Linked DNA regions of Homo sapiens: all the other regions are linked to region 1. The links are chromatin loops, found by intact Hi-C in ENCODE. Cell type or tissue: GM12878. All regions are shown on one strand. Each heading gives the region's core, and the rest is flanking DNA. Links, peaks and the distances in the headings are about the cores only.

Evidence for each region. A loop is a pair of places that touch in the nucleus more often than their neighbours do. Peaks named below come from ENCODE experiments on the same cell type or tissue, not always from the same donor. Only the 100,000 strongest peaks of a DNase experiment are listed, where the experiment ranks them.
Region 2: a loop joins it to region 1, with 6 times the contacts of the local background. A loop is called at or near these places in 1 of 110 quality-filtered maps.
Region 3: it touches region 1 in a loop (5-fold over the local background); 1 of 110 quality-filtered maps calls a loop at or near these places.

What each region holds. Positions count from the first base shown.
Region 1 is chr12:131,089,781-131,097,724 of GRCh38, reverse strand. All of the region lies in intron 15 of ADGRD1 (adhesion G protein-coupled receptor D1), which reads right to left. Among named protein-coding and RNA genes, the nearest start is that of LINC01257, 71 kb to the left of the region's middle. RefSeq lists enhancers at 5,627-5,786, 6,247-6,346. In GM12878, for the core only: a CTCF peak has its summit at 4,509 (motif pointing right); DNase peaks (open chromatin) are centred at 4,534, 5,674 and 6,194; H3K4me3 peaks cover 820 bases; H3K27ac peaks cover 2,833 bases.
Region 2 is chr12:130,966,436-130,974,379 of GRCh38, reverse strand. ADGRD1 (adhesion G protein-coupled receptor D1) reads right to left here. Exons shown (of 25, transcript NM_198827.5): 3 at 7,834-7,917; 4 at 2,800-2,922. LOC124903054 (a long non-coding RNA gene) reads left to right here and starts at 2,922. Exons shown (of 2, transcript XR_007063527.1): 1 at 2,922-3,012; 2 at 3,282-4,204. In GM12878, for the core only: no CTCF peak of the experiment used is centred there; a DNase peak (open chromatin) is centred at 3,589; H3K4me3 peaks cover 311 bases.
Region 3 is chr12:130,874,919-130,882,862 of GRCh38, reverse strand. RAN (RAN, member RAS oncogene family) reads right to left here. Exons shown (of 7, transcript NM_006325.5): 6 at 7,081-7,251; 7 at 5,185-6,981. The coding sequence ends at 6,937. Among named protein-coding and RNA genes, the nearest start is that of RAN, 6.8 kb to the right of the region's middle. RefSeq lists enhancers at 2,103-2,192, 2,213-2,262, 3,143-3,412, 3,433-3,652 and a silencer at 4,165-4,459. In GM12878, for the core only: no CTCF peak of the experiment used is centred there; a DNase peak (open chromatin) is centred at 3,502; H3K4me3 peaks cover 2,014 bases; H3K27ac peaks cover 2,556 bases.

The DNA.
Region 1 (7,944 bases), core at 1,625-6,624:
CGCGGCTGGCATCCAGGCTCTCACGGGGCCTGTCTCCCCTCAGGGCAGCCCTCAGCCCCTGGCTGGGCTGCACTCCTGCCCTTGGCTCCTGGACAGCACGAGTGACCAGGCCCTGGCGGATCTGTGACTCCAGGCATCCCTGGTTTGGCGGCCATCCCTGGCCGTAGGCAGCCGTAGCATGTGCCAGCAGCATGCAGCCAGCCTCCCCCGGGCTGGGTCCAGTTGCTGGCACATTTCACGTCCACTGATGGAAATGAACCGACAGCCCGGGGACAGGTAGAAATGAGCTGCTTGGCCACTTGAGGGGTGCTGCAGGACGGGAGAGGACTGGCCACAGGCAGGAGATCTTCCCCGAGGACCCAGCTGGGCTGCTGTGTGTTTGAACAGATGCTGGGACTGGCCTGCCTCGGGTCACAGTGACCTTGTTGAAAGTGTCAGCTGGGGGGACCATCACCCTCTTGTTTTCCAGACCAGGAACCCTGGGGGCTCCTGCTGTCTCCCCTGGCCGCACAGCTTGTGCATCAGTCTGGGGCCATCTGGGAAAACAGAAACCACTCCAGCCTTTCAAAGAGTGGAACATTTGACTCAGGGAATTGCTAACCCTCGGGAGGGGAGAGAAAGGGGGACCTCATAGGGGTAGTGAGGTGGCCCAGGAATGAGCCTCGCCACAAATCCCCCCGTGGAAGCCAGATCCATAGACTGTCCAGCAGGGCTGCAGCCACAGCAGAGGCGTGGCCACTGCCCAAAAAGCCACGTGTAGGGGCGAGAGAAGAGCTGCTGGGCCTCCTCCCCTCCCATCACCTGCCCCAAGTGACAGACCTGCAACTCAGCACAGTGGTCGGCCGTGGGAGGCAGAGCCGGGCAGCAGGAGGCAGGTGGATCTCAGAGCAGAACCCAGGACTCAACATGACTGGGAACTCAGGGCTGAGTCCCCACTGTGCCCCAGACGATGGCTGCTTTAAACAGTTGTGGCGATGTAAACCTGGACTGGCAGTGCCCCACGGGAACCCATCCTCACAGATGGAGGCGGGATATAAAACTGGACCGGCAGTGCCCCACGGGAACCCATCCTCACAGATGGAGGCGGGATGTAAACCTGGACCAGCAGTGCCCCACGGGAACCCATCCTCACAGATGGAGGCGGGATGTGTGCATAGGATGCTGGTTATTTGCTGCGGCCAAAGACCACCATGACTTCAGTGTCCACCCGCGGGAGAGCTATGCAGTGGTTAACACGGGAGATGTGGCTCTGTGTACCCTGAGAAGGAGCAACCTCCAAGATACGTGCATACATTTTTTAAAGTGTGCTATCTTGCCAGGCATGGTGGTGCACACCTCTAGTCTCAGCTGCTTGGGAGGCTGAGGTAGGAGGATCTCTGGAGCCCAGGAGGTCAAGGCTGCAGTGAGCCAAGGTGGCGCCACTGACTCCAGCCTGGACCACAGCGTGCAACCTTGTCTCTAACACAAATAAATTGTAAATAAAAATAAAGGGTGCAGTCTTTATGCTTCACTACCCTTTGTTTAAAGGAAGGTTTGCATCCATTGAGGTACAGAAAATTTTAAAAACAAACAAAAAAAGAACAAAGAGCAAAGCGGGGCCCCAGGCTCAGCAACTGCGTCTGGAATGACAGAAAAGCAAGCGCGTGTCTAGGCCGCTGCTCTGGGCAGGGCCGGGAGGCAGGAATGGTGGCCGTGACCCTAAGCCGCTGCTCTGGGCAGGGCTGGGAGGCGGGAACGGTGGCCGTGACCGTCAGTTTCCACACTCTGCCTTCTGTGTTCTTGCATTTTCCCACATGCGTGTATCATCTTTACAAACAATTCAACCTACAGAACCCCTCTGTCTCCTGACACCCCAGCTTCCTGTATGTCCCAAAAAGAACCCTCGAGCTCCTGTCCCACTCCTAACACGGGGGCTGGCGGCTTCTCAAAGACGGCCCACATCCCCACTCTAATTCCCAAGATTCAACACACTCATGACAAAAAATACGTGTTGACCAGAAACCTGGCCTGCTTCAGACGTCAAGCCCTGACCACAGCCTTGCAGCCCACAGCTGCCCCGCAAAGCGACCCGATCCCTCGGCCGGGCTATGCGTCCATCTGCCCTGGGAACGTCCAGTCTGGCCCCTGACCATGTTCCCAGTCCTGGTCACCCGGCCCACCCTCAGCCCCACAGAGTAAGACCCCAATTCTGAGGGTAGCCCCGAAAGAAGATCCCCCAAGACAGGACCACCCCAGAGGCTGCTGCAGCTCCCTCTGCAGAGCGGCTCCAGCCCAGCACACTCCAGAGCAGACACTTCTTCAGGAGAATTAGGGAATAAATGAAGCAACATATGCTTCTCCTCTAAAAGGAGCAGCCTGGGTCTGGTTGGAGGAGGCAACGGCAATTGAATTTGTCAAGAGGGGCAGGGGTGGAACCCTCAGAACCTTGAAGCTACGTCTCCCTGCCCCCAGGACTGCAAGGTGCCCAGGCAGGGCTGGGGCTGAGCTGACAGCAAAGCTGAGTCCCGGCAGCAACTGGCTGCTGCTCCACCTCGAAGTGCAGGTTTTTACCTCTTAGGCCCATTTCCCAATGTCCCAGGTGGCCAGCAGCCTGAGAGTCGGGGGGACTGAAGGGAGAGATGGGGGTGGCAGGTGTCAGCCCTGTTCCCAGGGCTCACTCAGCTCTCCACTCAGAGAGGCACAGGCCACAGGGTACAGGGGAGGGCCCTGGGGGCTGAGAGGGGGCGTCTCGAGGGAGACTGGAGGGGCATGGGAAGGGGTGGGTAGGGCAGGAGACGGGAGGGGGTGGAAGGACGCATGCCCCTGCGCCTCCCCCGGGTGAGCTCCCAGCTCCCATCCCCAGCCCAGCTCTCAGCAGCCCAGGACAGGGCTCAGGAAAACTCATCTGTAAGGCGGGGCGGGAACAGCGTGCACCCGTGCACCTGGAGGGCTTGCTGGTGGAATGGTAAGGAGCCCATGCAGAAGGACCCAGCAGGCTTTGCCCACCACCCTCTCCTTCTGGAAGAACTGCACAGGCTGGGAAATCAGAAGGGATGGTGACAATTTTCTGGGTCTCTAAGAGGATGGTACTGAGGATGCATGCCCTCCCCACTCAGCCAGAAGACACTGGTGAACCACAGTATTGCTTGGGGAGTCGGGGGGGCGCTGCTGAACAAACCAACTTCCTTGTTACTCCTGGGCAAGGCAGGACCCTCTTCTGCCTCCAGGATTAGAGGGGTCCAGGGATGGGTGGAGGGGCCTCTCCTTGGAGCCCCTCCAGCCTCCACAGTTACCCCCACCCCCATCAACAGGGCAATAGACCGTCCTGCCCCGGTGCCCACAGCCACAGGACTGAACCTTCCTTATGAAGAGTGAATGGAAGGAGACTTGTGGCCATGAACGGGTCAATGCTGGGATGGCTGCAGTCCCAGGTGCAGTAGCCAGGCCTGCTCCACCCCACCCCACTCCCACTCCACTCTCAGGGGTCCTCAGGGCCAGGACATCCCTAGGGACCTCATACTCATGGCTCACTGTGACTTCACTCTGTCAGGCAGTGTTTGGGGCTGGGTGCTGAGGCTGGGTACTGAGGCTGTGTACTGAGACTGGGTGCTCAGGGCTGGGTACCGAGGCTGGGTGCTCAGGGCTGGGTGCTGAGACTGGGTGCTCAGGGCTGGGTGCCGAGGCTGGGTGCTGAGGCTGGGGACTGAGGCTGGGTGCTGACGCTGGGTGCTGAGGCTGGGTGCTCAGGGCTGGGTGCTGAGGCTGGGTGCTCAGGGCTGGGTGCTGAGGCTGGGTGCTGCTGAGGCTGGGTGCTTGGGCCTGAGCTGTGCTTACTTCTGCCTCCTCATCACCACCACAGCTCCACAAGGAAAGGGTCCCACCCATGTCACAGCGGGGAAACTGAGGCTCAGAGCAGGCACCTGCCCAAGGCCACCTGGCACATCACTGGGAGGGACCTGTGTGTCCAGCTGGCTGGGAGGCAGAGGGGCCACTACTAACCCCAGCTGCATGCAGGAGGTGTTATTGGGAGGTGGTCTGGCTAACATTCACACAGAGACCCCGTGGAGGGAGCCTGTTTCTGACTTGAGCTGTACATGCTGCGGCTGCCGGCACTGCAGTTGGCACAGTCCCGCCTGTGACACACCCTCGGGACCGCAAATACAGCTCAGAGTGGTTCTCACAGCTCCCAGCAACACCGTGTAATTCAGGCCCCTGCCACTGCCCGCCCTGTGCCCTTCCCTGGAGCCAGGGCCCATCTGAGAGGCTCAAGGCTGCACCTGGCTGGGTAACCGCGGGGCACGGGGCCTAGAACCATGGGTCTGGGCGGAGGCTGCACTGCCGTTCCTGCCTCAGGAAGGCGTGGTGTGCCCCCACGGTGCCCTTCCTTTCCCACCCATAGCTAGATTTAGAAATGCCCAGAAAAGCCTGCAGTTGGTTTCAGGACACGGACTCCTCTGACTCAGAAACTACAACCTCAAATGCCTCCTGAGAGGCAGGGCATCAGCTCAGGAGGCCAGTGGGGGCCTGCAGACATAACCACCAGGTGGGACTGTGCTGCCAAAACAAGCATCCTCCCTCCCACAGTTCTAACCCAAGTCCTTCTCAGTGCATATGTCACTTTCCCACCAAGACAAGAGCAGGAAGCATTTCACTGTCTCCTAAAAGCAGAAGAGCGATGCGAACGTGATGAGGAGGGGCAGCTGCTTGTGGTACGGGGAGGCCATGGGGACCGGGGGGCCCTGGGGACCTCGCCCTGAGTGCAGGGGTGGTAGCCACTCGCCTCCAGCATCGTTTCCAGCCAGAGGGGGAAGCCCAGCGTGGCCACATCTTCCTCTTCTTGTTTTATTTAAAAAAAAAAAAAAAGAAATCCCAAATTTTAGATAAAATGTCTGTGTTTTGGAATACTGACAACCAATTTTTAAAAATTTAAGCCTCTGTGGGCTAGGAGAAGCCCAGTCACTGGCCAGAGTCAGCCTTCAGACCACGGTTCATGACCGTCCTATTGAAATGCTTTTTCCCTGTGACCACCAGGCCCCAGGAGCGGGTGCTCGGGGACTGGCATTCCCAGGTGCTCCTGTACTGGCACAGGGCTCCTGCACCCCCCAGGTCAGAGCCACCCCAAGGCAGGTGCCCATGCCTGGGACGCTTCCCATGCCTGAAGCCTGGGAAGTGGCCGCCTGGGAGGAAGTGGCCACCTGCAGGAAGAAAGAGCGCACCGTGGCGGGCCCTGGGACTCCTCCCAACCTCCCACACGCTCCTCGACCACTGCCCTTCCCACTGGGTGCAGCCTTGGCAGGACTGTCTATCAATATCGGGGGCTCTCCCACCTTAGACAACCAGACCACCTCCCTGGCCTGCACACCCTGAGCGGGGAACACAAGCGCCAGGAGTAGGTGCAGCTGAATTTTCCCTAAGGCCAGGCCCAAATGCCTTCCACGGCACCAGTCCCCATGCCCAGCACCTTCATTGGGTGTGTGGCTTCAGCAAGAAACGCTGAGTAGTGCACGCCTGAGCCCTCCTCTCGGTCCCTGGCTGAGCCAGCCCACACCTGCATCCACCCCTGTGTTAACCTCAGGTCCTCACTCCCTCGCACCCTGCCAGCCAGTCCTTAGGGAGGACAGAAAGTTGAGCTCCCACCTACCTGCGGCAGTACAGACCAGTTGTGCCAGCATGACTGGGATCCACCGACTAAACCAGCACGCATGTGGCATTCTGGCCTCCAAGGAGAACACATCTCTTTCCCTAAGTTCCTCTCCTCTTGTGGAACAGACTCACTCCTCCATACCCTCATTCATACAGCAAACACAGGCATGGGCGTGTCTCAGCACCCGGACATCAGGAAGGCGCAGTGAACATGAAACACCACCCCTGGGTAGCAGGCCTCAGAAACACCTCTGCCAGCAGGCTGACTTTACTCATTTGATCATATCACACAATTCCACACAAATACACACCTGGGTCAGAGCCCACAGGCTGGTGTTTACAGTCCTTTCTCTCCCCAGCTCCTGCCACTGCCTCACCTCTGTGGCCCCCTCCTCGCCCCGGCCCACTAACAACCTTGAATGCACTGCCCGTGCCTTTCTGATAATCACATACCAAGATACAAATGTTGCATATTTAAACACATATACAGAAACACACCCACGCATAGGGGATTTTGGCGTGGCTTTACAAAAATGGGATATGTATCACTCTAGTCTACGTCTTGTCCTTTTCACACAATGTTACCTTGGAAATCCCTGCAAACGCACTGGCATGGTGACAACCCCATTCTTTCACAGTTACACCGCGTTTCGTGACTTCATCATTCCTCTTTTAGTATAGAGATGAATAATCTCCCTTAGCGTGGATGTATTAGAATTTACACAATCATTAGTGTTATGTTTATTCATGCTTCTGTTATTTCTACTATAAATAATGTCAATATTCTGATTTTATACTTTTTTATGTCATCTTACTTGCTGATTCTTTTAATTCTCTGACATAGATTCTCATGGGTGTACTGAGAAGTTACAGGGTCTGTTCTGGATGAATTCTCTATCTGTTCCAATGGCCTACTTTTCTAGGATAATTTTATCCAATTAAAAGAAAAACTTGCCTTCTCTGGGTTCTTACTGGATCTGGGGTTGCTAATTTCAAAGGGGCAGAAATCAGGCCTGGGGAGTGGAGCAGTTGGGGTGGTGAAGGGTGGGTCTGGATGCAGATCTACTGGACAGCCCAGGGGTTCGTTCCCCTGCTTGAACTGCACTCAGCAGGAGAAGTTAGAAGCACCCAGAGATGACGCCATGTTTCTGTGACTCACATGTAAAGCAAAGCTACCCATTCTTGACCCTGGCTGGAGGAGCAATAAATTGGTACACGGTTCCCAGAGTGCAATGCGGCAATGTCTTTCAAAATCAAAATGCCTGTGCCCTTTGCCCACAGATTCACCTGCCAGGAATTTATTCTAAAGAAGCATGTGCAGGGTCATGCACTCCGGAACCACTGGAAGTCGCCAGATGCTGGAAGCCATCGCAGTGTCCATCAGCAGATGCCTTGACATGGCTCCTCAGGGCCTGGGCCCTAATCACCATGTTGACAGCAGCATGCAAAGACAGAGTGTCGTTTTGGGGTCTCCCTCCCCTGGACAGCAGCCCTGGAGCCCACCCCAGCTAGGTCCAGTTCACTCAGGTGAACTCTGTTGTCTGATAGGCTTTCCACAAAAAGGACACTGCCCACTTAGGAGGAAGAGGGCTTCCCGAAACAACCGCCAAGGAGGAGGCTGGATATGGAGAAAAGCCAGGGGAAAACCTCGGAGAGAGAAGGGACACGATGAGGATGTGAGCTCCTGAGCAGAAAGCCTGCACCAGGAACCCAAAGACCAGCAGTGCGAGCCCAGGGCCCCGTGGAAGACATGACTCCAGGTCACAGAAATAAGGTCACTGGTGCTATTTTTATTAATTCTCTGAGTATGCTGCAAATTTGGTTTCTACTTATGATATCAGCCTTAACTTTTTTTAATGTTGATGAGAATGTTCATTTTTAGCACAGATAATTTTAAACCATTTTCAAATCAACCTTTTCTGGCAATGAATAGATGCGATTTGCTCCCACGAAGACACCCACAGACTGTCAAAATCCAGTGTCACTGAGAGGGAACGGTGACGGATCGAGACCGTAAGTCGTCTCTGTCCCAGGTTTTTTACTCGCTGGACTGGGCCCTTCCCTTCCTTCCTCTACCACAAACACACAACACACAAAAACACAGTTTTCAGCTGAAAGTGTAACTCCCCCTCTCTCTGGCCATGCCAAGAAGGAAGTCACACTGGGCTTTAGTTCTCAGCCTATAGAGGATCCAGAGGAGGAGGCTCTGCTCCCAGGCAGCTGATGCTCCAGAGCATGGGCACAACCCCAACATTCGGGATTTGGCTCAAGGCTGGGCTCTGCCCCCTGATGTGACCTCAGGGAATCACCTATGACTCTTGT
Region 2 (7,944 bases), core at 1,177-6,176, 120 kb after region 1:
TAAATAATATATGTGAAAACTCGTTTCTGATGCGCCCAGTATATTAAAATAAAAACATAACCATTGATTTTTGTTTTAGTTGCTCCAGGTGCCCCCTGAGAAGGCCTCCTCTGCCTCCTGCTACAGGGACTTTAATTTGGAAAATGCTGGGCAGGTCTTCCCTGTTCACGGCTTGTTTTCCCGCACACAGAAGTACAAGCTCATCAGGGCCCCAGGAGAATCCGCCTGAGCCAAGGATACAGCAGAGGAAAGCGGGAAAGGCATGCCATGGCCCTCGCACAGGCTCATGGCCCGGTCACCTTGTGAGGCTGAACTCAAGACCCAGGGGGGCACAGTGAGAAATGCCCCACCTACCCTCTGCGTCTGCATCAGGCCTCACGAGAGCAGCCTCTCACCGAGCCAGCGTTGATTGAAGGTTTCCTGACTTTGTTTCCTTTCTTTTCTTTTTCTTTAAGTTAGAGACAAGATCTCACTGTGTTGCCGAGGCTGGTCTCGAACTCCTGGGCTCATGCAATCATCCTGCCTCTGCCTCCCAAAACACTGGGATTACAGGTGTGAGCCACCGCACCCCCGGTTTATATCTGGCCATGCTCTAAAGAAAGTGGCCACATGAACAGTATCTTAAAAGTTCTGCTTAACCATGACACAAAAGAAATTGTCAACAGCGGGACATGAAGCCCGAGTTCATGGCTCTTTCTTCACCCATGTTCTTGTGTGTCTCATGTTGGGGGCATGAAATGAGTGAATACATGTTTGGGATTAGACCAAGGATTGGTGCAGAGTCGGGGCTCAACAAGGGTATGCAGCTATTATGATCAGTTCAACCACAACGGCCCGTCTGTCAGAAGTCACCCTCCAAGCAGGCAAAGTGGTGTTCTTAGAAAAGATACCCTAGTGATGAAGGGGAAGTTTGGAATCATGGACACATGAGCGATAAACCCAAAAGGCCTCCCGACAGCTGGACCAACCACATGCCAGGAACATGCTGTAATAGTTCTTCCAGTCTTCACAGCAACTGTATGGGAAGGTCCTTTTATTCACTCACTTTACAGATGAGGCTTTTCAAAGGGAAGCAGTGGTTGCCCAAGATCCCCACAAACAGGTCGGAACCGGAAGTGGAACCCACGCCTTCTGGCCCCAGAGCTCATGCTGCGGACAGGCTCTGTTCGACCTGAAGATTATTGAAGAGTCGAGAAGTCTGGTGGGGACTGAGGGGAACTGGAGACGGAAGTCCAGGGCCACCGCGACTTAGCTCCAGCCAGCCAGAGAAGTCAGGAGAGATTTATCAAGAAAAACTGGAAATCTGTGGAAATTTCCTATTTTTCAGTGTTGACAGCTAATTTTAAAATTTTAACCCGATGCCCGTCCAACCGAACACAGCCACAGGCCAGAATCAGCTCAAAGGCCTCTCATGTGTGACCTCGGCGTGCAGATAAAACTTGTCCAGTAGCTCTGATTTCCCGCTGGTCCCATCACTGTCTCCTTTCTTGGGTTCATTATCTGTGATAGTCCCAGGCATTGGAACCCCTGGCACCTGCACCATCCTTGTCCTCAAATGAGATCAATTCCAGTGTGGTTGCTGGAGCTTTCTGGATGCCTCTACTCCAAAGAGAAGCCGTTCTCTAGAAACCCAGAAAAAGCCACCACAGATATGCCCCCGCCCTTCCCGAATCCAATGCAAGGAAGGAGCACATATTACTCTCCCGTCCTCCTCGCCCCTGCCACCGAGCTCACGCCGAGCCCATGGTTGTTTTTTACTTTGTAAAAATAAATAAGCCTGGGATGTTTATGGAGCTGCTTGAACTCAGGAACAGCATAAACTATGAGTTTGTAAACCTGACCGTGGTTTTGGGCCTCATAACCATTGCTCAAAATTCTGGTTTCCACAAAGCCCAAGATGTGTCCTCCCACATGTTTTTGCCTTGCTAAGCTGTTGTTTATTTTTACTGGAACAAAGTCCATTTTGTCCTACAATCATGTACAATGAACTCATCACAGAAGGCCATCTGATGTCCAAAATGCCTTAGAGCTTCCTACGAGGACTGCATTAAGCTTTGTTCCTCCCTAGAAATCATAACTTTCATTTTGCCTAGGAGAAAGGAACTTGAAGGCTCCAAGCTGGTTTGGAAGGCAGAGAACAATTTCCCAGAAAATTTGCAATGTGATCCAGACGTGCATTGCCTGAAGCCTAGATACGAGAGAGCAGGTTACACTTCACACGGTAAAAGCAAACGAAAGCAAGTCGATTGCCAGTTTTTCTTTTGCATCTCTGCTCTGTCCATGGCATGACTTTAGCCACAAGCCTGCGACCGCTTGCCGGGACAGTTCGAGCCACTGCCCAGCCCCTCTCGATGAATGTAAAAGAACCAAAACCAGGCGCAAGTGTTCTTGGGTATGCCCTGCCCGCTCACCGTCAACATCCCAGAGCCAGAAATCACACTGCAGGTGCCATGCCATCAATTTCCTTCCCACAAACGCCACGGCCCTGTCCAGTCCCCACTGTGACATCGCTGTGTCTGTTTTTTAGGAAGGTTTTTTTTCATCCTTTACAAGATTAAGTATTTTGATCTCACATCTCTGTAAGAGGATGTTATAACTTCCAGCCACCAGGACAAGTCTCTGCTTAGTAACCTCCTTGCCTGTATTCCTCCCTCCCCTGCCCTCCGATCCATCGTTGACATTCTCACGCATTCTGCAATTGATGAGAACCTCAGGTTCACATCTTCCAGTCACCAGAGGAGCAGGTGCTCCCTGAGAATGAAATGCTTGACAAAGATGCCGCAGGGATCAGCCACTCACCTTCAGGGCCACACTGCTCTGGCTTGCTGATGCAGGAGCTGTTGTACCTGCCGTAATAGAGAAGCGTGACTCCCTTTTCCTCTTTCAGGTAAATGCCTTTGTTGACCTTCCCTTCCACAATATCTAAGGAAGAAAAATGACAACATCATATGTTAATAACCTTCCGAGATTAAAAGTCTGAAGATGTGTGTCAGACCTACAAATAACTTATGTGTAAGTATGCATTATTATTTATCTAAGTATATATTTATAACATCATATATTATTCTATGATAATATTCATAGCATCAGTAATATTATTAGTAATTAAATTGTAAATTATTAATGTGTATGTCAGATAAAAATTTAATATTAAATGATATTAATGTATTTGTATATAATATGCATGTATTATATACAAATGCATACAGACCTTTGCATATGGATTTCATATTGCATATCATATCGTATGATGATGTGATAATTGTGATATTTGCCAACAGATGGGTTACCAAGCGTGGCGTGGCGACCGCCTCCTGTCCTGGACTTTGTGCCGACCTGCTTTTCGAGCCCTCCCCACTCCCGTCCTCATGCTGAGTGTTCCAAGTGGAACGTTTCAGTGCAAGTGTGAACGTGAAGCTACAGCTGAACTCCTTCTCCTTTTGAGTTTTAATTGAAATCCCCTGAACCTGGACAGGTAGATTCGGGATTTTAGCAGAACCCATTTTCAGGCGCCAGGAGGAAAACCCCGAGCAACATTTTGCATAGTCCCAGGAGAGCCTGTGGGTGACAAGCCCAGCTGGCCGCAAATCCCGAGGGGCACTGCCCCGTCCAATCATCTTGTGTCCCGTTCCCATGGCCAGGGTATCTGATGGTGAGTGTGTGGGGTAAATCGTTTACAGAATAAATAAGTGAAGACTGTAAAAATCAGGAGCGAGTAGGATTTACTGTTAACTGGGGTCATAATCGCTCAGAGATCTTTGCTACCACATGGGTCAGGGAGAATGTCTGAGCCCCCGGCAGCCGTCAGCCCAGCTGAAGACACACGGGAGAGCTAACAGGGTCTGTGGACCTGACCCCAACCCCAGCTCAGGCTTTCCAGCTATATTGTCACATGGATAACCGACTCAAGGGACCTCAGTGTTTTTCCTTACTGCTTTTAAACTCATTTTTAAATTTTATCCCATTTTTGCTGAGGGACACCTATATATTGCAAGGTTAAATGGATCACTAGTGGTTGCGTAATTGAGCTAGGCTGTATAAACCCCTAAGTCAGACTGCTTGACTGGAAACATTAATTTTGGAAGCCAATCACCTTACAGTTGAAAGAGCAGTCAGTTTTTGTGTTGAAAAGGATCACAGGGTAAGATTGACAGGGTCAGAACTGGCTTCTATGCTGATCTAATAAATGCCTCAGTTGCTACTACCCCTTTTGCTTTGAGCTTCATGTTGAGCCATGTAGGCTCTGGAGGTTATCAGATAAGACAATAATTTAACTATGATTCTTGTGGGTATATGTTTCACAAACAGCTTTTAATGATTTTTTTAAAGTCCAGCTACAGACGAAATGCTGATTTTAATGTTTATAAGAAATCAAATGTTTGATGAGGTATTTTTAAATTAACTTTAATTTTCCATTAAAATGGCATGCTTTTCCTCCCCCAAAGAAGACAATTCATTTAAAAATCCAAACAATCTCTATGTCTAGAAAAGGTCTCATCTTGGGTCTGTTTTGTTCTGAAAACAAGCAGCTGGCTTAGACAATCCTGGGAACTTGAAAGAATATATATACCTTCTAGTGCAGTGGTCCCCAGCATTTTTGGCACCAGGGACCGGTTTCATGGAAGACAATTTTTCCATGGATGGGTTGGAGAGGTTGGTTTCGGGATGATTCAAGTGCATTACATTTATTGTGCACTTTATTTCTGTTATTATTATATTACAATATGTAATGAAATAATTGTACAACTCACCATCACGTAGAATCGGGGGAGCCCTGAGCTTATTTTCCTGCAACTAGACGGTCCCCTCTGGGGGTGATGGGAGACAGTGACAGATCATCGGGCATTAGATTCTCATAAGGAGCATGCAACCTAGATCCCTCACATGTGCAGTTCACAGTAGGGTTTGTGCTCCCAAGAGAATTTAATGCTGCTGCTGATCTGACAGGAGGTGGAGCTCGGGCGGTAATGTGAGCGATAGGGAGCAGCTGTAAATACAGGTGAAGCTTCACTCACTCACCCACCACTCACTTCCTGCTGTGCAGCCCAGTTCCTAACAGGCTACGGATTGCTGCCAGTCTGTGGCCCAGGGACTGGGGACCCCTGTTCTAATGTATTGCAATCTTCCTTTAGACTTAACCCTAGTGGTTATTTTTTAACACCTTGGATCTGCTGTCTTGACTGGGACATTTGCTCACTTGCTAGCCAAGACATAGTGAATTCAGATACTACCAAACAGAATTGGCCTTAGAATTCATCGTAGATCCAAACTTGACAGAACGAAGAACAAAAGTACATAAATGCTCACCTACAGTTGCAGAGAGATTTGAGTAGGCAGAATCATTGGAATACACAAAAGTAGCATTACGGGAAGGAAGCACAGTGAGCTTGTGGGTTCGGGACGCTGGGTGAAACAACAAAAAGAAAAAGCACAGCAAGTGAGTGAGACAAAAGACAAATGGGACCAACATATCTCTCAACCTGCAGCAGGCACCAGGAGGGGCTCTTTCATCCAAGAGCACCCTGGACTTTCTCTTCGGACCTCACATCCCCCAGCCTCCACCACCCTTGTTTACTTTGGTCAGCAGCTCGGCCACTCCAGTGGCCCCACTCAGTTCCCACACCAGGGCGTGATGGCTGCTGAATTTGGCCGCAAGCGATAGTTCTAATTTTCTGGCTCCAACACATAGGCAGATACTTAGTTGAGAGATATGAAATTGAACTTGGCCACTCATAACACAGGCTCAACAAAAGGATGAATGGTTATGATGTCACAAGAACTGATGAGACAGACACTCTGCATGAAAATGACTGCGTGAGATGATGACAAATGGACAAAACGACGGAGAGTTCGGCAACAAACGACAAAGCCGCACATCCTCAAAAGGCTTGCCAAAGCTATTCACCTGTTCCCCGCAGCAAAATGTGCTGATGGGGTCTATTCTTTTCTTTTCTCCCTTAAGAAGGCTGTAATCAATTCAAATATGCCAGCATAGCATTACAACCTAGAGAATGCATCCAGTAGGGAAGTGCAGAGAAACCTTCCACATTGCAATGTTCCAGGACTAACACGGATATATTAGTGCTTTACTGGAAGTCAATATATTCAGGGAGCAAAATTCAGCCACAGTGTGTAACTGTATCTGTGTGAATATATCACCTTAGGAGAAGAATTTTTCATAGGTAAAGGTTTCAAAGCACCAAGAGTTACTGATTTAAGCCACCACAATGAGTTCAGGTATAGGGGTGAAGAGAGAAAGACACTGACAGTTATTCAAGCTTTTGTTTGAAAAAACTCCTAGCATTTTAGTTGCTGGGTCCTGGAACAGTGAGCTGTTTCAAGAAGGCATTTCCACTTGGTGAAATGACCCCCTTTCCATGGCTTTAAAATAAAGGCCTTGAAAAAAGAAAACTGGATGCCAACAAGGGAACGTGGTTCGTTTGAACCCGAGCCAGTGGTGAAACAAACTTGCACAAGGGCTTTCTCAGCCCTGCCAGGCCGACCCTTTGGAAAAGACATCTGGCTGTAGGGTGGTTTCCAAATGTGGCCATGTTGCTGCCCTACAGGCAGGCGGATGAGAGCGATGCTGGGCAGGGAGCGCGTGGCACCCACGCAGGTGCCCTTCACGGAGCGCGTGCTCCTCAACGGCGCCCCAGTCTGAGAACACCAGCAACAGAGGCAGCACCGATGGGTCTCAGTTTGCAAATTTTAAGGAAACATTTCAGAAGCTTCAGCGGTGATGTCCAGCAACACATTAAATCACAGGAGTAAGGAAAATGCCAGTGTGTCAATGTGGAAATCACAGTCACCAGCAATACATGGTTTTAAAAATAAAACGCCTCCCACGGAACAGGGACGACCGAAGCACGTGCTAGGATTGCTGTACGGTAAACCCTCGCCGCCCATGTCAGCCATCTGACATGATCAAGAGCAATCAGTAAATAAAAATAAAAATGGAAAACTGTCATACAAAGCTTACGGTTTTTAAAAAGTCCTTATTAGAAAGGGGAAAAAAATACCCAGAAAGATGTGAGGTTTCTCCTACCAGCAAATGTCTGAATGAACTCAAACAGACTATTTGGAATTGGGCCTCACTGGAAACGTCTTAGGCGATGCTTAATCTTTTCAAATGGAGCTGATGTGTGGGGAAGCTGACTGGTAGATGGGGATGCGTTTGCTGAATGAAACGGGGGCCCTTCAAACATGTGAGTTGGTCTTAGTTGGCATGACCTTTGACATCTGCTTCATCAATAGGCCCCTGCTGTGGTCAGTGTGCAGATGACGCTAGTCCATTCAACGTAGAAAACAGACGCCTGACTTGCACATAGAGGCATCCTCAGGCCAGCTTCTGTTTCAAGATTGTTGGGGAAAATGCACATTTTAATCATATTTTGAATCAGAAATTCTCCCATTCAATACGCAATAGCTCTCTCTATAAAAATTCTAGTAAAATGCTTCGTGGCCTGGCACAGTGGCTCACGCCTGTAATTCCAGCACTTTGGGAGGCCAAGGCCAGAGGATTGCTGAGGCCAGGAGCTTGAGACCAGCCTGGCAACATAGCAAGACCCCATCTCTACAAAAAAAAAAGCTTTGAAATAACTATTACGGGAAGTTACACAAGTATTTGTTCATCTCTATCACCGTGGCTTCAAAGCAGATTGTGTCCACATCTGCTCCCCGATGGCCCTGGGATTCCCCGGCCCACAGTCACTCTCAGCACCCACGTCCCCCAATGGCCCTGGGATTTCAAGGCCAGCCACTCTCAGCACCCACGCCTCCTGATGGCCCTGGGATTCCCGCGCCCACAGCCGCTCTCAGCACCCGCGTCTCTACCTCCAGTTGTATCCTGAAGTTCATGGATCCCATCCACATTCTCCAGTGGCCAGTAATGGGAAGCAGACGCCAACACCTGAAATCCTTGGGGAAAAAAGAATAAAAATTTTA
Region 3 (7,944 bases), core at 1,248-6,247, 210 kb after region 1:
GACGGAGGAGGCGCTCTCTCTCGGGAATACCTAGAGGTAAGATCAGTGATGGAGACCACGCAGATCCACAGACGGAGGAGGAGTTCTCAGGAGTACCTAGAGGTGACATCAGTGATGCCGGCTACGCAGATCCACAGTGACGGAGGAGGCGCTCTCTCTCGGAAATACCTAGAGGTGAGATCAGTGATGGAGACCACGCAGATCCACAGACAGAGGAGGAGTTCTCAGGAGTACCTAGAGGTGAGATCAGTGATGCAGGCTACGCGGATCTGTGGTGATGGAGGAGGCACTCTCGGGAGTACCTAGAGGTGAGATCAGTGATGGAGACCACGCAGATCCACAGACGGAGGAGGAGTTCTCAGGAGTACCTAGAGGTGAGATCAGTGATGCAGGCTACGCGGATCTGTGGTGATGGAGGAGGCACTCTCGGGAGTACCTAGAGGTGAGATCAGTGATGGAGACCACGCAGATCCACAGACGGAGGAGGAGTTCTCAGGAGTACCTAGAGGTGAGATCAGTGATGCAGGCTACGCGGATCTGTGGTGATGGAGGAGGCACTCTCGGGAGTACCTAGAGGTGAGATCAGTGATGGAGACCACGCAGATCCACAGACGGAGGAGGAGTTCTCAGGAGTACCTAGAGGTGAGATCAGTGATGCAGGCTACGCGGATCTGTGGTGATAGAGGAGGCGCTCTCGGGAGTACCTAGAGGTGAGAAATCCGTATAAAAAGGAAAGCAAGAAAGACAGGTGTGGCAGTGCACACCTGTAGTCCCAGCTACTCGGGAGGCTGGAGGATGGCTTGAGCCCAGGAGGTCGAGGCTGCAGTGAGCTACGATCACGACGCCATGGCTCTCCAGCCTGGACGACGGAGTCAGACCCCATCTCTAATCAACTGATCTCTAATGTATTCTCATATTTGGGCCTCCTGGGATCTGGACCATTATGTGCTTTTTATTTTTGCAATTTAAGCTTTCAGTTTCCTCCTGTTATGACATTTTCCTTTGGTTAACACTATTTTTCCCCAGATTTTGTTCTTATAAGTCCAAATCCAACACCATCAATCAATATTTTCTGAGCTCCAAATTGGAGCATCACAGAATATGAATATGTGAGAAGGGATAAGAGCATATGCTGACCTTGCACATCTCTGAAAAATTAAGTGTGAATTTTTTTAATAAAAATATATATTTTTTACTTCTAAAAAATTAGAGATGGGGGGTCTCACTATGTTGCCCAGGCTGGTCTCAAACTCCTGGGTTTAAGTAATCCTCCTGCCTCAGCCTCCCAAAGTGCTGCTGGGAATACAGGCGTGAGCCACTGGGCATGGCCATAAATGTGAATTTATAGAATAAATCGCATGAAGGGAACCATGTAATAAAATGTGTGTAATTCAGTATGTGTTAGGACTTCCACCTCTCGCCCATGTCCAGTGCTGGGGATGCAAAGTGGAAGCTCACATGGCGAAAATCAACAAACACACACACACACTGACACGCACAGACACACACACACAGAGACACACAGACACACACAGAGACACACATGCAGACACACACACCCAGAGACGCACACACATTCACACACACACACCCAGAGACACACACACACACACACAGACATACCCAGAGACACACACACACACACCCAGAGACACAGACACACAGAGAGAGAGACACACACAGAGACAGATACACAAAGACACATGCACAAAGACACACACACAGACACACACACACACACACACCCAGAGAGTTTATTTTAAAAGTAAGTTTGGTTTTCCATCTATTCGGAGTTTATAAAGCAGGACACACCCTCATAAGTTTAAAGTAACAAACATGTGGCCAGCACAGTGGCTCACGTCTGTAATCCCAGCACTTTGGGAGACTGAGGTGGGAGGATTGCTTGAGCCCAGGAGTTCAAGACCAGCATGGGCAACGTGGTGAAACCCTGTCTCTACAAAAAAAATTTAAAATTAGCTGGGTGTGGTGGCACACACCTGTAGTCCCAGCTACTCCAGAGGCTGAGGTGGGAGGATGGCTTGAGGCTGGGAGGTTGAGGCTGCAGTGAGCCGAGATCCCACCACTGCACTCCAGCCTGGGTGACAGAGTGTGACTCTGACTCAAAAGAGAAAAAGAAAGTAACAAACACAACAGCCTGAGAAGCACGTGGAAGAAAGAGACCACGGATGGTCTACACAGCTGGAAATCAACTTCCCTGCAAGAGTTAAACCCACTCTGCCAAGCGGCATGCAGAGGAGTGGGACTACACAGCAACACAATCCGACAGGAACCACAGAGGCTGTCACACTAAATGACGACCTGGCTGCGCTCCGCATCACTAGATAATTATGAACAGGGCTGTAAAACTCACTGACAGAAAAGGCCGTCACACAAAGTGAAAAATGGTTAGGAAACTGCACGATAGTATAATCCCCTCTTTTTAGAAAACATTTGAAAGGATAGATGACAAAATGTCAGCAAGTTACCTCTAGTCGGGGGAACTGTGCCGACTGTGTCTGTTTTAACTGCTCCAATCCCCACACTGTCAATACCCAGCATGTATGACTTCTTCCCTTGGTAGGGGAAAAGGAGGTCAGACATGAGGGGAGGGAGGAAGCAAAAAGCAAATGCTTCTCCCCAAGACCTGCAGCTCTGCCCCACCCGGCTCCCCTGCCCGCCGGCTTCCAGCTGCCATTCCCTGCAATTTGGTTCCCATCCTTCATGCCTGGGGGGTGGTCACAGTGCTACCACCTTGTCACAGCCACTCGACCACCTGCCTGACCCATAGTTTTGTCACCGGAAACTGACCTTGACCGCGGGTATTGGTGGCTTTAGGCACTGCAGCTCACACCTCACACTTACTAACTACTGGAGAAGCCCCGAATCCTTTTCTCCTGCCTCATTAAGAAGCCCACTGCGTGGGTGGGGCTGGCACCTGGCATTCGCAGTGGCTACTCACTCAAGGGATGAGTCCGCTGAGGGGTTGGACGACGAGGCTTTGTGGTGGCCACGGTGCGACCCTCCCTTTCCTGGAGCACAGGCTTTGGGGGGGAAAGGCTGGGTGCCCCTGGACTCTGGGCACCCACTCCTGTTGCCAAAATCTTATGACGCTTGAGCCTTCTGTGGCTTCCCACTGTGTTCTAAATACCAAACCTGTAAAGCGGCTTATAAAAAACCCACACACCTGCTTGAGAGCCTCCACCTGCGCACTCCACCGTCCCTCCTGCTCTCCAGGGGCGCTTCCCCCTGAGGGTCTTTCCTGGACTCCACTGCCCTCCTTCTCAGGCCTCAGACCAGGCCCCTGCGATGCTCCCAAAGCCTCAGCTGTCCGTCCTCACACTCACTGTGGCGCTCAGCCTCATCCCAGGAACCTGACTGCCTGTCTCCCCAGGCGAAGGCTTCATGAGCAAAGCCACTGCAGCATCGCACGGTGTATCTCTGAGCACAGCTGACTTGACAGAAGGACTCAACTGTCCACATTACCGAAGACTGAGGTATACGGAATGGTTTCTGTTTTGCTTCTTCAAGGAGGGGAACTGAAACCCAACTAAATCCAAGGTGCCTCTTCCAACGCCTGTAACTAAACTTCAAGCATCACAGCCCCAACACCTGCTGATGGCACCATTTTAACTGAGGTCCATCCCGCAAGCTTCCCGACTGTCCACACTGGCTCTCTCTACTCCTGTGCACCAAAGAAACAAGCCAGAATAAATGGATAAAAGACAGTGTATGCGCATGCCTGTCCCAGCTACCCAGGAGGCTGAGGCATGAGAACCGCTTGAACCCGGGAGGCAGAGGTTGCAGTGAGCCGAGACGGCGCCACTGCACTCCAGCCTGGGAGACAGAGCGAGACTCTAAAAAATAAATAAATAAATTAAATAAATAAATAAATAAAATTAAAAAGATAGTGTAGGCTACAAACCTCAGGAAGAAAATACCAGCATGACTTCAGAATAGTCAGACCTAATGGTGTATAAAGTTCTCCCGGCTCCTCTCCACCCACCTCCATCAATCCCACCCTATCTCTAACCCCCAAGTTCTCTGTTCCTCGAGGTTCCCATAGAACATTTAATAAACACTAGGGACATGAGAGAGCAGCGACATGGCCCTCGCCCTCGTGGCAATTAGTCTAGGAAGGGAAAGTCGCTATCGCAAATTTGCCATGCTGACTAGGGCTGAAGGCAATCTTGTAATGTCTGTAGTCGGACATCCAACTCAAGGTAAAAAGCAGAGTGAACTCTAAAGGAACTAAAGCATTAACTGGTAGGACCGACTTCAGGAGAGGGAAGGGGGAGTTCTGGAAAGCAGCATGCACACAGATCTCAAGATGCACGTGTGACCAGAGCCTGCAAGACCTTGTAGGAAATGTGGAGCAGGCGAGATGCATCAGATGTTTTTTGAATAGGACTCTGACCCCTTAACTAAAGATAAGGTTTCCATGGTTAGGTGCCGTTTCTCCCCACCATGCCCTCGGCTTCAAGGGTAAAAGGTGCTGCAAGGAGTTAGGATAGGTGCTGTCCTAGTACAGGGTCTGCCTCATACAGGGAAAGCTTAGTCTCACGTAATCTTGCTGGGCAGGATAGCCCTGTACAGCCCGAGTGGCAGAAAACATCATACACGATGTCCGTCAGTTTGCTGGCAAGAAAAGCTGAATCCAACCCTCATCCCATTTGCTCAGCAGGTAATTTTTTGTGTTTCTGATCTGTTTTTGCAAAAGAAACCAGAAATTCTCTGTACTTGAGTTCCTTCAGGTGAACAGTTAGCCAGGAAACCAGTCCTCTTTGGAGGCTATTTTGGAGTCTCATCTTTTCTAGACATTTTATGATTGATACAATTTTTTAAAAAATCCCATTCTATGTGGTTTTTTAAAAAAACTGGCTCTCACACAAATTGAAACTACTAATTTACCAGTTTCACATTATATCCACACAAGACCTATGCACTAACTATGCTTTTTCTTAATGACTTTGCTCTAATAAGCTATTACTGGTTTGCAGTAACTTCATATAAAGCTTTCAAGGCTTCCCCCATTAGACACGAGATTTCAAAAAATGGAGAGCAGACTTTTCCCATTTGTACAATCTGGAGAGAACTGACCCCTTCCCCGCCGCCCCCCCAAAAGATAATAATCTCTGCTAACTCTTCAGCATTTCCTAAAGCAAATACTAGAGATGATTCAAAAAATCCAGGCAAAGTAGAAGCAATATATTTTGCAACAATTATTCTTTCAATAAAGGACTTGTAAATTCTCTCCCACACCACGTTAGACAGGTAAGTGACGTCACTTCCAAATTTCAACTGTTACATAGAAGATCCAGAATGTCAACACCACTTGCAATCTCCACAAGGTTACAAACAACACATACACCTTCAATTCAAAATACCTGAATGAAAGGTTTCATCCCAATTATGGGGAAAAAACTTCCCATCTCACAGGCTGGTTAGAAACTGGTTCTGAATACAGCGTAACATACACAGCAATTCAGATCTTAAGAAACTCAACTGTTGCCAGTTAATACAGTAAGTAGAACTTTATTCAGCTTCACCCTTATTTCATTTTTCCATATATTTAAGTGATCCTTTCTATACCTTTTAAGGTAAGCAATCATCTCAAGATTATCAGACATCTAAAGAAAACTTTGGTAAACTGGACTATAGTAATCGTATGAGAAAAAAATAGCTCAAGATTCCTAACTGCTACAAGAATAGTGTTGATGGGATCAAACTCCTAATTATCCTAATAGACCTAATTCATTTTTAAATGTGGAAAATATGCAAGATAAATTAAATGCTTAGTTAAAAAAAAAAAAAAGTTTCACCAACTGTTCTCCATTACTGAGAAGCCCCCACACTGCCCCACTGTGCATATTCCTAGTATTTCATCCATGTCCTGCTCTGCTGTGCTGCCCTACAAAAAAACCCTCCCGGGGGGGAAAAAAAAACAAAAAAACGGTGTAGTGTGAACTGCTGAAGAACTTAAATGTTCAAGACATCTTTAAAGTCTAGGAGTACCTGAAAACTGTGGGTAAACATGGACCATTTTCCTTGCGTATCAACTTCACACTAAGCATCTAACATTCAAACAAAAAAGTGCAAAATTTGTAATTATTTTTAACAGCAAGAATTCCCAACCTCCTGCCATCCACTGATGTTCCATCCTGTTTGAGGTTCTACATTAAAACATGATTACTTTTGCCATAAAAGAAAATATTACCCTTAAAATATCTATTTGATATGTACAAACCACATTTTTATTCTGACAGGTCACAGATTTTGAGCAAGTGCTTCCCTAGGTGACCCTACCTAGCCAATATGAAGGTGGAGCAAACACTGCTTTAGCTTAACTGCACTAATATTTACACCATGTAACCCTTCTAACCAAATAGAATACTGCTGACCTGTCATCATCAGTTTGTGTGACATGGCTCAAATGTACAAAAATAAACATAGGGAGAAATTAACCCAATAGATTTCAAATTAAGTGATAAAAGCAAGGCAATTCAAATATTAACATGGCATAAAACTTCCCTACTTTAGTGGTTTCCAAATGCTATTTATAAACAAGGGATGAGTTCACTTGCTTAGATATTTGAAATACAACTTTATTCTGATTCTAAACGAAAAGGAATGGGAATGACAGTAACAAACAAGATTTCACCACTGAATATTGTGATGTGACTGCAGCAGTCTTATATATGAAACTCAAGGAATCAACTGCGTTCCAAAACAGCTAAATATGCAGGTCCAAACAATGAAGTTATTTTTTAAACTGCCACATTCACTCCGAAGCCCACTCATCTCCTTCAGCATCCCACAGATGAAGCACATGTTCCGCTTAGCTAGATAATAATGAGGTGGCACACACGCTGCACCGCTGACATCACAGGACAGCTGCCTATAAAACTAGACTTCTGACGCTGGGCTCCAGCTTCATTCTCACAGGTCATCATCCTCATCCGGGAGAGCAGTTGTCTGAGCAACCTAGACGAAGAGATGGAAAAACGTTAACACTCCAGATCAAAACTGCCAGGAATAAACAAGCCAAACCGAACAATCTGAACAGCAAAGTGGCCACAATACCTCTAAGTCGTGCTCATACTGTGCTGCCAAAGCTGGGTCCATGACAACTTCTGGTGGGGCGAGAGCAGGCATGGCAACAAATTCCAAGTTAGGGTCTCCAATGAGCTTCCTAGCAAGCCAGAGGAAGGGCTTTTCAAAGTTGTAGTTACTTTTGGCAGAAATGTCGTAGTACTGTTTAAAAGAAAGGTAAAATTACTTTTTAAAATTCATTATTAAGATGACGATTTTTCTAGGACATTGCAAGATAAGAAAATGTTAAGATTCTTGGCAAGGCATGGTGGCTCATGCCTGTAATCCCAGCACTTTCGGGGGCTGAGGTGGGATTGCCTGAGGCCAATAGTACACGATCAGGCCTGGGCAACAGAGCAAGACCCCAACTCCACAAAAAAACAAATTAGGTGGGCATGGTGGTGAGTGCCTGTGAGCCCAGCTACTCAGAAGGCTGAGGTGGGAGGATTGCTTGAGCCCAGGAGTTCAGGGCTACAGTGAGCTATGTTCATGCCACTGCACTCCTGCCTGGGCAACAGAGCAAGACCCTGTCTCGAACAACAAATATATAAATACACAAACATTTCAGCTGACCAACCGGGCCAACAGTGAAACCCAATCTCTATCATTCTTTAAAAACAGTAGTATAAAAAAGACAAAATTATTTCCGGCCGGGCACAGTGGCTCATGCCTGTAATCCCAGCCCTTTAGGAGGCCAAGGCAAGTGGATCACTTGAGGTCAGGAGTTGGAGATCAGCCTGACCAACATGGTGGAAACCCCGTCTCTACTAGAAAAAAAAGTACAAAAATTAGCCAGGCGTGGTGGTACACACCTGTAATCCAGCTACTAGGGGAGCTGAGACAAAACTGCTTGAA